Linked DNA regions of Homo sapiens: region 2 is linked to region 1. Evidence: chromatin loops called from intact Hi-C (ENCODE). Cell type or tissue: gastrocnemius medialis. All regions are shown on one strand.

Evidence for each region. A loop is a pair of places that touch in the nucleus more often than their neighbours do. Peaks named below come from ENCODE experiments on the same cell type or tissue, not always from the same donor. Only the 100,000 strongest peaks of a DNase experiment are listed, where the experiment ranks them.
Region 2: a loop joins it to region 1, with 5 times the contacts of the local background. A loop is called at or near these places in 11 of 110 quality-filtered maps.

What each region holds. Positions count from the first base shown.
Region 1 is chr11:107,769,724-107,772,223 of GRCh38, reverse strand. No RefSeq gene overlaps it. Among named protein-coding and RNA genes, the nearest start is that of SLN, 59 kb to the right of the region's middle. In gastrocnemius medialis, CTCF peaks have their summits at 794 and 1,004 (motif pointing right); no DNase peak of the experiment used is centred here; H3K27ac peaks cover 1,503 bases.
Region 2 is chr11:107,688,696-107,691,195 of GRCh38, reverse strand. No RefSeq gene overlaps it. Among named protein-coding and RNA genes, the nearest start is that of SLN, 22 kb to the left of the region's middle. In gastrocnemius medialis, a CTCF peak has its summit at 1,399 (motif pointing right); a DNase peak (open chromatin) is centred at 1,395; H3K4me3 peaks cover 313 bases; H3K27ac peaks cover 673 bases.

The sequences.
Region 1 (2,500 bases):
ACTTGACCTCTCTGAGCCTTAGTATTCTCACCTCAGTAGTTTCACCTCCAGAATTAAGATTCAGAATGCAAAGTGCTCAGCACAATGCTTAACACACAGTGAACACTCATTAAATGGTAGCTGGTATTATGGTAGAGGGGTTTATCTTACTTTGTTGGTATATTTGAAGATCAAAAGAAAACATTGTAACAGAAGGAAAAAGACCAAAGAAACAAAAACAAAAACAAAAAAAAGGAGGATACATTGTACATAGTAGCTGTTCAATAAATAACTGTTGAATATAATTGCCTTAGAAAATAATCTTTTTTGGGTGGATTCTCACCTTGGGGGCTCCTTTGATCTTTTTAAAAATTAAGTTTTCACCCTATATATGTCAATGATCAATTATGAAAAACTGAACAGATAAGAATAAGTAACAAAAAAATTCCCCCAATTCTCCCAACCAGAGACAATCACTATCAACAATTTAGAGAATATCTTTCCAGATCTTTATTTTATTTTTTTGACAGAGTCTTTCTCTGTCACCCATGCTGGAGTACAGTGGCACTATCTCAGCTCACTGCAACCTCCGCCTCCCAGGCTCACGTGATCCTCCATCTCAGCCTCACCAAGTAGCTGGGACTACAGGCAGGCACTACCATATCCTGCTAATTTTTGTATTTTTAGTAGAGCTGGGGTTTTGCCATGTTGGCCAGGCTGGTCTTGAACTCCTGGCCTCAAGTAATTCACGCACCTCAGCCTCCCAAAGTGCTGGGATTATAGGCCTGAGCCACGGCGCCCAGCCTCCTTTCCAGATCTTTATGCATATACACATATGAAAAAGTTTGCACAAATACATACGTGTAGTCTGCATGTATTGAACCACATAGTACATATCATTTTGTAATTTGCTTTTTTGCACTTAGTGAAATGTCATAGACATCTTTCCAAGCTAGAGAATATTGCTCCTCCTAAGAACTGAATAACACCCACTTGAACAGATACCCTGAGGCTTGGTAAAAATCAGGAAACTGTACACTAGATGGCGGTGTTGAAATAAAAATTTTGGAAAATAAATACCTGCATTAACTAATGCAAGAACAAGAAGCTCTTGGGACTTCTTCAGTCAAGTCCTGTTATTGACATCCTGATAATTAATAACTGGTGAAAGAACATATATCTGATCAAGATTATATTACTTTGGAGGCTCCATATTCCCCCAGCTTGGGCTGCAAACATCAGCTCTTAAGACTCTTTAAGATTTGTAAGACTGCATTCAGATTTGTTTTATCATCCATCTGTGAAACTGAAAACTTGCCCTCTATGAATAAACCGCTTGCCATCTCTTTCACACTCTCTTCTGGATGCCTGTATGAGACACAGCAGATGGACTGATACTTTTTCTGCCTCCCCAGCCTGAAAAGCAACTCTGAATCCTGCACCACTTCCGTTGCAACAGAGGAAGACTTGCCCCATGGTAATTATGGGAGAAACGTCTCCATGTCTGGTTTAAGGCACTCTGTGGGTGGTGCTTCACTCTGAGATTCCAAGTCTCAGGGACCTTTATGTGACTCTCCCTGGAATGTATATTCTCCATAGCAACTGTCCACAGAGAGTGTGTCACCCTGGGCCTTCTGAGTCCCAGCCTTCCTTGGGTCAGATGGTCAGATTTAGTCAGTGTTTTTTTTTTAGACAGAGTGTTGCTCTTTTGCCCAGGCTGGAGTGCAGTGGCGTGATCTTGGTTCACCACAACCTCCGCCTTCCAGGTTCAAGTGATTCTCCTGCCTCAGCCTCCTGAGTAGCTGGGACTACAGGTGCGTGTCACTATGCTCGACTAATTTTTGTATTTTTAGAGAGATGGGGTTTCACTATGTTGGCCAGGCCGGTCTCAAACTCCTGACCTCATGATCTTCCCACCTCAGCCTCCCAAAGTGCTGGGATTACAGGCATGAGCCACCGCACCCGGCTACCATGTTATTTGTAGATAGTTTCCATCCCTGATCCCAACAAATACACATCACACACACCCTTTGGTATTTGTACAGTACAATCTATTGGGAGAGAGTGCAAAATGCAAATCTGGAATTGCAGTTTAGCCACTAACTAACATTGGGATCTTGGTTAAACCCCTTAGCTTGCCTATTTCTCTACCTTTGTTTTGTTAAATATGAGTAACAATGATACTTGGCCCCATTCTAGGGTATCAAATACATAGATTATACAGGTACTTAGGGTCCTTCCAATACCACTCATAAAATATGAGAAAAACATTTTGAAAGAATTTGATTTCTTTCTCTCTCTCGACAGAGTCTCACCCTGTCACCCAGGATGGAGTACAGTGGTATGATCTCAGCTGACTGCAACCTCTGCCTCCCGGGTTCAAGCCATTCTCCTGCCTCAGCCTCCCAAGTAGCTGGAATTACAGGCTCCTGCCACCATGCCCAGTTAATTTTTGTTTTTTAGTAGAGATAGGGTTTCACAATGTTGGCTAGGCTGGTCTCGAACTCCTGACCTCAGGTGA
Region 2 (2,500 bases), 81 kb after region 1:
TAGGAGAAAGATAGCATAATCCTAGGCATCAACTTATCTTTACTATTTTTCATAGACAATGTCTGGTACTCAATAAAAAAGAACCAGGCATAGTGCCAGTGTCTATGGAGCGCTGTAATTTAAGTTATTCAGAGCAACTTTCTTTGAACATGTTTTCTTTAAAGTAAAAATAGAAACCTCTTTACAGAAAGGAAAAGTCATCATCCCACTTACATATCCCTTCTCACCACGGTGCACAACAGTGTCTGCTAATATATAAATTAGATGTGTTCTTTCCAGGCAAATATATTATTTTAAGTAATTTGTCACAAGATGAATTGCAATTTTTAAAATCTCTCCTGTTTAAATATTTTCTTTATAGTAACATGATTAAGTCATCATGGCATATGATCTGGCGTTTACTTTGTGAGTTGAGATATATTCGGACGTCGTCAGCTAGAATCTCAAGTGATGGATATGTCCCCCGTATGTAGTTGCTTCTTCTCTCTCTTCTCAACAGGATTCCAAACGTGGCAGGGAACAGAGTCAGATGATCTATCTTTTCATCTATTCCACCATCTCTTTATTTTATTATTACTTTATTTCTTCTGAAGGGTTTATTTGTGACCTAAATAAGAAACAGAATCTAAGCCAAAACATTTTGTTCCTTCAAATAACAAATAACATGCCTGTAATCGCAGTACTTTTGGAGGCCAAGGTGGGAGAATCACTTGAGGCCAGGAGTTTGAAGCCAGCCTGTCACACAGGCTGGAGTGCAGTGGTGCGATCTTGGCTCACTGCAACCTCCGCCTCCCCAGTTCAAGCGATTCTCCTGCTTCAGCCTCTTGAGCAGCTGAGACTACAGGTGAGTGCCACCATGTGCGGCTAATTTTTGTATTTTTTTTTAGTAGAGACGGGGTTTCACTATATTGGCCAGGCTGGTCTCGAACTCCTGACCTCGCGATCCACCCACCTCGGCCTCCCAAATTGCTGGCATTACAGGTGTAAGCCACCGCGCCTGGCCTCTAAAAATTTTTTTAAAAAATTAACTGGATGTGTGGTGGCATGCACCTGTAGTACCAGCGACTCAAAAATCTGAGGCAAGAGGATCACCTGAGCCCAGCAGTTCAAAGCTACAGTGAATTATGATTGGGTCACTGCACTCCAGCCTGGGCGACAGCAAGACCCTGAAAAAAGAAAAGAAAAGAAAAAAAGAAAAGAAAGAACACAAAGACAAGAAAAACCCCATAAATAACATAGGTGGTTTCAGCGATAAAATAAACTGACCCCAGGTGTAGAACTGGGGCAAGGTGTAGTACCCCTCAAGTTGAGAAACCTTTGCCCGGAATGAGCCTTTCTGGAAACTTTCCCGTGGGCTTCCTTAAAAGTTTCACTTTATACCCAACATATACACAGCAGAGGGCGCCCCAGTATAATCCAAGAGTCCCAGGGCCACTGAGCAGCTCTGCGATTATTGGGCCTTTGCTCAATTCTTACACTTCTGGTGATGTTTGCTCAACAAACATCTAATGAGTGTTTATTATGTGCCAGGCACATATTCTCTTTAGGCACTTCAGACACAAAGTTGAATTTGGCTCAGTTCCTGTTCTCAAGAAGCTTATATGCAGTCAGGCAGGGGAGATGAACATGTGTGTTAACTAAAAATATCAACAGCTAACATTTATTTTCCACTTACTATGTTTCTGGCACCATGCTAAAGGCTGTGCCTCTATAATCTCATCTACTCTCCATAAGAGCTTTCCAAGTTAGTTATTATTATTATGGCTGGCATCACGCTGTGAGAAGTGCTATAATCGAGGAATGAAAGTGTGTGCGAAGGAATAAGACTTCTACCTACAGGAGTTGGAGAAAGCAAGAAGTGGCATTGACTATTTACTCATTTACCTTTTCCTCAACTGTGAGCTGGTTGAGTGCACAGGCTGTTTTGCTCAGTTGTGAGACCTCAGTGCCTTGTCTCAATACATATCTGATGAATGAATGAATGAATGATGTTTCAGCTAGATATTGAATGACAAGTAGATTTTCACAAGATAGGAAAGAGAAAAGGGCCTCCTAGGCAGAGGATGCAGCATAATAAAGTCATTGAGACATTACTGTGAGATACTCAGGGAATACCAAGTAATTTGGTGTAAGAATCAGAGTACAAAGTGGGAAGTGGGAGGAGAAGCTGGAAGGTCGGTTGTTGTCTTATTTAGCTACTGCTGTGTGACAAGTCACCCTAAGTCAAGTGGAGTAAACAATAAGTATGTATTATTGTTTATACAAGCCCTCTGGGGGTTTCTGCCAGACTTGGCTGATTTCATCTGGGCTTGAAATCAGCCCAGATGATTTCAAGAGACCTGGGGGATAGGCTGGGGGCTGGCTTGCCTCGGATGGCCTCACCCACACATGTGGTGATTGGCTGGATGTTGGCTGAGACATGAGTCTCTGATCATTTAGTAGACTAGCGTGGGCTTGCTCACGTGGCAGTGGCAGGGTTCCACAAACGTGAGTGGACGTG